Regions from separate parts of the Homo sapiens genome. Here region 2 is linked to region 1. A link is an interaction called in ENCODE POLR2A ChIA-PET data of the cell type or tissue named here. Cell type or tissue: OCI-LY7. All regions are shown on one strand. Each heading gives the region's core, and the rest is flanking DNA. Links, peaks and the distances in the headings are about the cores only. Region 1 overlaps PRR14L (proline rich 14 like). Region 2 overlaps DEPDC5 (DEP domain containing 5, GATOR1 subcomplex subunit).

Region 1 (4,391 bases), core at 258-4,257:
TAAAAGAGCGTAACGTTATAATACTAACTTAAATATCAGAAGTGATAAGAAATTAGATTGCTGTTCCATGATGTTTAGGTAACACAGAAAGGCGAATTAAAAAAATTAAATCCAAAAGATTAGGCTGGGCGCAGTGGCTCACACCTGTAATCCCAGCAGTTTGGGAGGCTGAGGCAGGTGGATCACTTGAGGTCAGGAGTTCGAGAACAGCCTAGTCAATATGGTGAAATCCAAGGCGGGGCATGGTGGCTCACGCCTGTAATCCCAGCACTTTGGGAGGCCGAGAGGGGCGGATCACGAGGTCAGGAGATCAAGACCATCCTGGCTAACACGGTGAAACCCTATCTCTACTAAAAATACAAAAAATTAGCCAGGCATGATGGCGCGCGCCTGTGGTCCCAGCTACTCAGGAGGCTGAGGCAGGAGAATGGTGTGAACCCGGGAGGCGGAGCTTGCAGTGAGCCGAGATTGCGCCACTGCACTCCAGCCTGAGTGACAGAGCGAGGCTCTGTCTCAAAAAAAAAAAAAAAAAAAAAAAAAATTGTGAAATCCAGTCTCCACTAAAAATACCAAAATTAGCCAGGCGTGGTGGCAGGCTCCTGTAATCCCAGCTACTCGGGAGGCTGAGGCACAAGAATCGCTTGAACCTGGGAGGCAGAGGTTGCAGTGAGCCGAGATCTTGCTACTGCACTCCAGCCTGGGCAACAAAGCAAGACTCCCATCTCAAAGAAAAAAAAGAACAAGCAATAAAACAAAACAAAACATTACCAAGAGATAAACTGTGTGTACAGGGGAAGAGCGAGAATCAAATGAGATTCTGGATGTGAAAAGCTTTCATAAACAGTGCTGTAAGGCTGGGTGCGGTGGCTCATGCCTATAATCCCAGCACTTTGGGAGGCCCAGGCAGGCAGATCACCTGAGGTCAGGAGTTAGAGACCAACCTGGCCGATATGGTGAAACCCTGTCTCTACTAAAAATATAAAAATTAGCTGGGCATGATGGCAGGCACCTGTAGTCCCAGCTACTTAGGAGGCTGAGGCAGAAGAATTGCTTGAACCTGGGAGGCGGAGGTTGCAGTGAGCCAAGATCACGCTACTGCACTCCAGCCTGGGTGACAGAGTGAGACTCCGTCTCAAAAACAGTGCTGAGAGAAATGTATCCCTTTTAGATCTAGAATCTTCCCCTTTCTCCTTTATTTCCAGATACAGAAACATCTTTCTAGGGGCACTTCAGATTTTAGGCCATTTATGTATGTGTAAGGTGGGGGATGGGGGAGGTTAGTAGAGATAACGTGGAGTTGCTATTTGATGCCAAAAATAAGTAGGAAGTGCTCAATTTTAATTTGGTTCAGTTTTCCTTTCCCAACAACATACACAGTCCAGTTTTCACCTGTCACAGCACATACAGATTTGAAGAGTAAATGCAGGAAAGGATATTGTAAAAGAGCAGATTTTTCGAAGGAGATGGGCTCCTTGGGTCTCTGCCACCTTATGCATCTGATCCTGCCTACCACAGAGATATGGGTGTTCTTAAAACTTAATCCTTGACTACTCTCTTTTTAGGCTTCACTTTCTTGATAACGTCATCTTTTTCTGCAGCCTCTGTAATGAGGATGACTCAAAACTCTTCCTTTTTTTTTTTTTTGAGATGGAGTCTTGCTCTGTCGCCCAGGCTGGATGAAGTGCAGTGGTGCCATCTCAGCTCACTGCAATCTCTGCCTCCCAGGTTCAAGGATTATCCTGCCTCAGTCTCCTGAGTAGCTGGGATTACAGGCACATGCCATCACGCGTGGCTAATTTTTGTATTTTTAGTAGAGACGGGGTTTCACCATGTTGGCCAGGCTGGTCTCGAACTCCTGACCTCAAGTAATCCGCCCGCCTCGGCCTCCCAAAGTGCTGGGATTAAGGGTGTGAGCCACTGCACCTGGCCTAAAACTCTTCCTTTAAGCACAGAGTTACCATAGGATTCAGCAATTCCCCTCATATGCATACATGCACAAAACATATGTCCACATAAAAATTTGTACACAAATGTCTTTAGCAGCACTACTCACAATAGTCAAAAAGTATAAGCAATCCAAATATCCATCAACTGATGAATGGATAAACAAAATGTGGTATAGCCCTACAATGGAATATTATTCAGCCATAAAAAGGAATGGAGAAATAACACGTTACAACATGAATGAACCTTGAAGACATTATGCTAAGTGAAAGAAGCCAGTCACAGAGATCACATATTACAAGATCCCCTGTATAGGAATGTCTAGACTAGGCAAATCTTACTATGAACCCAGCTACTAAGAGGGGAGGATCACGCCCATGGGAGGCCAAGGTGGGAGGATCATGAGGTCAGGAGTTCGAGACCATCCTGGGTAACACGGTGACACCCCGTCTCTACTAAAAATACAAAAAATCAGCTGGGCATGGTGGCACGCGCCTGTAGTCCCAGCTGCTCTGGAGGCTGAGGCAGGAGAATCACTTGAACCTGGGAGGCAGAGGGTGCAGTGAGCCGAGATTGCGCCACTGCACTCCAGACTGGGAGACAAAACCGAAAGTCTGTCCAAAAAAAAGGCTGGGATTCTTGGAGAAATTGGGAGTGACAGCTGAGGGACACAGAGTTTCTTTCTTGAGTAATAAAAATGTTCTAAAGTCAATTATGGTGATGGCTGTAGAACTCTGTGACTATACCAAAAACCACTGACTGGTACAATTTAAATCAGTCAATTGTATGGCATATGAATTAAATCTTAAAAAAATGATTTCTTTTAAAAAAGAACCTGGCCGGGAGCGGTGGCTCAAGCCTGTAATCTCAGCACTTTGGGAGGCCAAGGTGGGTGGATCACTTGAGGTCAGGAGTTCCAGACCAGAATGGCCAACATGGTGAAACCCTGTCTCTACTAAAAATCCAAAAAATTAGCTGGGCATGTTGGCGAACGCCTGTAATCCCAGCTACTTGGGAGGCTGAGGCAGGAGAATCGCTTGAACCTGGAAGGCGGAGGCTGCAGTGACCTGAGATGGGGCCACTGCACTCCAGACTGGGTGACACAGTGAGACCCTGCCTCGAAAAAAAAAAAAAAGAACCTGACCTTGACCCCAACCTTTCTTTCAATTCCTAACCTACATTTCACTTGCAAGAATGGCACCCCCAAAACTTACCAAGTTTAAAACAGAATTCATTCAATCTATTGAATAACTGAGTCTTTGAGTCTTTCTACACGCAAACAGCTTTGAGAAACAGGTATAAATAAGACGCCCTCAGCAAACTTACATGCTCATTCATTAAAAAAAAAAAAAAAAAGACAGGGTCTTGCTGTGTCGCCCAGGCTGGAGTGTGGTGGTGCGATCATAGCTCACTATAACCTTGAACTCCTTCTGCCTCAGCATGCCTGGTTAATTTTTTTTTTTTTTTTGGGATGGAGTTTCGCTCTTGTTGCCCAGGCTGGAGTGCAACAGTGCGATCTTAGCTCACCACAATCTCCACCTCCCAGGTTCAAGAGATTCTCCCGCCCCAGCCTCCTGAGTAGCTGGGATTACAGGCATTTGCCACCACACCCAGCTAATTTTGTATTTTTTAATAGAGATGGGGTTTCTCTATGTTGGTCAGGCTGATCTCAAACTCCCAACCTCAGGTGATCAGTCCGCCTTGGTCTCCCAAAGTGCTGGGATTACAGGCGTGAGCCACTATGCCCGGCCTACTTTTTTATTTTTGTAGATAATTTTGTATGTCTTGTTATGTTGCCCAGGCTGGTCTCAAACTCCTGGGTTCAAGCAATCCTCCCACCTCAGCCTCCCAAAAGTGCTGGAATTACAAGCGTGAGCCACTGTGACTAGCCACATGCTGATTCTTAATCCTGTTGCTTCTCAGAAAAGGCACCATCAATATTCTAGAGCTTAGATTTGAATCCCCAGCCATAACCATATCTGACTTCCCCTCACCATTCAATCAGCACTTGCAGCCTGTGGACTCAACTCCCTGCAGTGTTTCTAGTAAATCATATTCATTTCCATCCCCACAGTTCTAGCTCAACATTTGTTCCAAATGTTGCTCCACATACGGTCATACACAAATACAGGTTTACTAAACAGATCTTTATCATAAACAGTGAATACTGATAATCACATAAAATGGTTCACCTCTTGATACTCTTGTTTGGACCAAATTCTAAGAATTTCAACCTGTAAAACAACTAGGCACATTGGCTAGAGAACCAAAACAGACACCCCCTCCTTTTTCTCCTGGACTAATTCTGGGTCCTCAAATTTCTGAACAGAATTGCAGATACGTTACCAAGAACAGCTGGAACCCTAAGAGGTGAGGTGATATTAAATGCAAGCCTAGAGTGGCAGGTTAAACATGGCCGGGTGCTTTGGCTCACGCCTGTAATCCCA
Region 2 (4,391 bases), core at 163-4,162, 100 kb after region 1:
GTGATAAATTTTTTGTTATGTGTATTTTGCCACAGTTGAAAAAACAAACCCCATGAAGCTCAGGGATGACGTGCCCTTGATGCAAGTGGCAGTGCAGATTGCCTTCTTAACGTTCTCTCCACTAGTTGGCTGGTAGCTTTGTGACGCCTGATTTTTAATTTTTGATTTCTATGCATGATTTGTGATTGTGATGATAGCCACAAATTCACTGGGCCTGGGTGTGCAGAAGCATTCTGATATCTCTGGAATCAAAGCAAAAACTGCCTTTGTGGTCTTCCTTCAGAGCTCTTTTTTTTTTTTTTTTTTTTTTTTTTGAGACAAGGTGGAGATGGGGTCTCGCCATGTTCCCCAAGCTGGTCTCAACTCCTGAGTTCAAGCAATCCTCCTGCCTCGGCCTCCCAAAGTGCTGGGATTATAGGTGTGAGCCACCATGCCCATTCTCAGAACTTGTATTTTCAACAAAGCCATGAGCTGTAGCATCAAATGAGCACATACTCATGGGGAGATGGACCTTCACACACCAACTCCACAGAGAGTTTACTGAGAGTGCTTTCATTATCTCCTTTCTCTCACCACCACCCTGTGTTTTCCTTGCCCCCTTAGCTTAATTGAGTCCCTGAAGTTCTGGAGGACCCGCTTCCTGCTGCTGCCAGCCTGTGTCACCGCCACCAAGCGCATCACGGAGGGGGAGGCCCACTGCGACATCTATGGGGACAGGCCCCGTGCAGACGAGGACGAGTGGCAACTCCTGGATGGTTTTGTCCGCTTTGTGGAGGGCTTGAATCGCATTCGCAGGCGGCATCGCTCGGATCGCATGATGCGGGTAAGGGCTCCTTAGACTCAGGGAGTGCGCCTGGTGTGAGATGCAGGGCCTGCCACCTCCTCTATTAGGGGCCTCTCATCATCAGCCTACTTATTTACTCCTCAGCTGCCCAGTGTTTACCTTAAATCCAAAACAGTGTTTTCTCCTCCACCGCGGGGTAAAGGAGGAAGGGATAGAGTGCAGGCAGTGACTGGGTGGTGTTCTGTGGCATAGAGCCATTCCCTTCCACCTGAGGACATGGTGCCTTGAGGTGCTCCCCAAGTGGGACCCTATGTTGAGCACAGCTGCTTGTGTGACTGGGTGCTGAACCTCTGAGTAGAAACTCTCAGGAGGTGAACAGCAGCAGTCCTTCCTCACTCTTCTTGCTCCAGAGTTCCCAGCACCCTGTGCCTTATTTCAGTCACACACCACCCAGTGCGGAGACTCAGGCTTCTGGGGGTTATGGAATATGCCAGCTATAAGGGGCAGAACTGGGATTCAGCATTTTTTTTAAACATATAGTATAATTGACGTGTGTGTGTGTGTGTGTATGTGTGTGTGTGTGTACACAGGTCTGTGAATTTTAACAAATATATAGATTCATGCAACCATCACCATCACTTCAAAAAAATTCTCTCATGCTAGTCTTTTTTTTTTTTTTCGAGACAAGGTCTCACTTTGTTGCCCAAGCAGGAGTGTGGTGGCATGATCATGGCTCACTGCAGCCTTGACCTCCCACCTTAGGCTTCCAAGTAGCTGGGACTAAAGGTGTGCATCATGTCCAGCTAATTTTTTGTATTTTTTGTAGAGATGGAGTTTCCCCATTTTGCCCAGGTTGTTTTCAAATTCCTGGACTAAAGTGCTGGGATTACAGGCATGAGCCACCATGCCTGGACTTATGCTAGTCTTGATAGTCATGTTCTCCCCCATCTCTAATCCCTGGCAACCACTGGTGTGTTCCTTATCACTGTACTTTTGTCTTTTCCAAACATCACAGAAAAGAGAATCACATAATATGTGACCTTTTGAGGCTGCCTTCTTTCACTTAGCATAATGCCTTCTGATTCATCCAAGTTGTGTGTGTAAGTAGTTCACTCTTTTTAATCACCAGGGAATGTTCCATCATCAGCCATGTTTTTTTTGTTTTTAACCTCAAGTTCAGTATTCTTCCTCTCACACCAGCTGCCTTATGTACACAACATCACTTACGATTAGAAACGTGTCTGGGAGAGCTTGGATAGTGGGAAGAACTTTGGTTTTGAAGTGAGGTCACTGGAGTTTGGATTCCAGCTCCAGTAGGATGTGGGATAAGTTCCTTAACCTCTCTGAGCTTCAGTTTCTTCTTCTGTAAAATAGGGCTAACATTATTTACATCATAGATCTGTGGTGAGGGTGAAATGAGGATGTGCAAATAAAGGGGCAGTTTATTTTTAGCTGACCAGGCATTTGAATGAAAGGCGGTTTTCTGTCACTTACTGAACACTGAGAACCTGTGTTCCTTGACCCTGTCCATGGGATTCCCGGGGCCTGGGAATGCTGCAGCATGCCCTGGGGCATGAGTGGCTTCCACTGAGAGCCCACTTGGCTGATGGCCTTGTCTCCTCTTCTCTGCTTTAGAAAGGGACCGCCATGAAAGGCTTGCAGATGACTGGGCCCATTTCCACGCATTCTCTGGAGTCAACTGCACCCCCAGTGGGGAAGAAGGGAACCTCAGCTCTCTCTGCCCTGTTGGAGATGGAGGCCAGTCAGAAGTAAGTGCTTGGTGGAAGACTGACTTGTCCCCACCTTGACAGCCCTGAGGGTTTTCAGTGCCCTGTTCCCTTGAGGGGGTGAAATATTTCCTTTACAAGGAGCTTGTAATTAGGGAGAAGGCATTTATGTGAAAAGGAAGGCTAATACCTGGTAGGTGTTGGATAACATGAAATAGGCCAGAAGTTATAAACTTTTAGATTGGGACTTAATTTTAATTACAGACTCATTTAATTTAGCCCACAAAGTATTTCAACATATTTGAGCCGGGGCCAGGTGTGGTGGCTCAGGCCTATAATCCCACCACTTTGGAAGGCCAAGGTGGGCAGATCACTTGAGGCCAGGAGTTTGAGACCAGCCTGGCCAACATGGCAAAACCCCATCTTTACTGGGGAAAAAAAAAAAAAAGCCAGGTATATTAGTCCATTCTCACACTGCTAATAAAGACATACCTGGGACTGAGTAATTTATGAAGGAAAGAAGTTTAATCAACTCACAGTTCTGCAGGGCTGGGGAGGCCTCAGGAAACTTACAATCATGGCAGAAAGGGAAGCAAACACATCCTTCTTCACATGGCAGCAGCAAAAAGTGCAGAGTGAAGGTAGGGGAAAAGCCCCTTATAAAACCATCACATCTCGTGAGAACTCACTATCATGAGAACAGCCTGGAGGTAACTGCCCCCATGATTAATTTACCTCCCACCTGGACCATCCCATGACACGTGGGGATTATGGGAACCATAACTCAAGATAAGATTTGGGTGGGGACACAGCCAAACCATATCATTTCACCCCTGGCCCCTCCCAGTTCTCATGTCCTTGCATTTCAAAACACAGTCATGCCTTCTCAACAGTCCCCCAAAGTCTTAATTCATTCCAGCATTAACTCAAGTCCAATGTCTCATCTGAGACAAGGCAAATCCCTTTTGCCTATGAGCTTGTAAAGTCAAAAGCAAGTTAGTTACTTCCTTGATACAATGGGGTATGGGCATTGAGTAAATACACCCATTCCAAATGGGAGAAATTGGCCAAAACAAAGGGGCTACAGGCCCCATGCAAGTCTGAAATCCAATAGGGCAACCATTAAACTTTAAAGTTCCAAAATGATCTCCTTTGATTCCAAGTCTCACATTCAGGGCATGCTGATACAAGAGGTAGGCTCCCAGGCCCTTGGGTAGCTCCAGCCCTGTGGCTCTGCAGGGTACCACCCCACTTCGGGCTGCTTTTACGGCCTGGTGTTGAGTGTCTGCCACTTTTCCAGATGCATGATGCAAGCCGTCGGTGGATCTGCCATTCTGGGGTCTGGTGGATGGTGGCCCTCTTCTCACAGCTCCACTAGGCAGTGCCCCAGTGGAGACTTTTTCCTTCCGCACTGCCCTAGCAGAGGTTCTCCATGAGGGCCCTGCCCCTGAAGCAAACTTCTGCCTCCCCTGAAATCTAGGCAGAGATTCCCAAACCTCAGTTCTTGACTTCTGTGTACCTGCAGGCTCAACACCACATAGAAGTTGCCAAGGCTTGGGGCTTACACCTTCTGAAGCCATGCCTGAGCTGTACATTGGCCCCTTTTAGCCATGGCTGGAGTGGTTGGGATGCAGTGCACGGAGTCCCTAGGCAGCACACAGCAGGAGGCCAGGCCCAGGAAACCAATTTTTCCTTCTAGGCCTCCAGCCCTGTAGTGGGAGGGGCTGCATGAAGGTCTCTGACATGCCCTGGAGACATTTTCCCCATTGTCTTGGTGATTAACATTAAGCTCCTCCTTACTTATGCAAATTTCTGCAGTAGGCTTGAATTTCCTCCCAGAAAATGGGTTTTTCTTTTCTGTCACATCATCAGGCTGCCAA

What was found. Peaks named below come from ENCODE experiments on the same cell type or tissue, not always from the same donor. Only the 100,000 strongest peaks of a DNase experiment are listed, where the experiment ranks them.
Region 2: POLR2A ChIA-PET joins it to region 1 with 22 read pairs; 6 of 35 experiments call an interaction of 5 or more read pairs at or near these places.

Annotation. Positions count from the first base shown.
Region 1 is chr22:31,740,738-31,745,128 of GRCh38, forward strand. The region is part of intron 1 of PRR14L (proline rich 14 like); the gene reads right to left. Among named protein-coding and RNA genes, the nearest start is that of PRR14L, 7.2 kb to the right of the region's middle. In OCI-LY7, for the core only: no CTCF peak of the experiment used is centred there; no DNase peak of the experiment used is centred there.
Region 2 is chr22:31,844,415-31,848,805 of GRCh38, forward strand. It overlaps DEPDC5 (DEP domain containing 5, GATOR1 subcomplex subunit), which reads left to right. Exons shown (of 43, transcript NM_001242896.3): 30 at 604-823; 31 at 2,420-2,553. Among named protein-coding and RNA genes, the nearest start is that of DEPDC5, 93 kb to the left of the region's middle. In OCI-LY7, for the core only: a CTCF peak has its summit at 2,489; a DNase peak (open chromatin) is centred at 2,497; H3K4me3 peaks cover 215 bases; H3K27ac peaks cover 805 bases.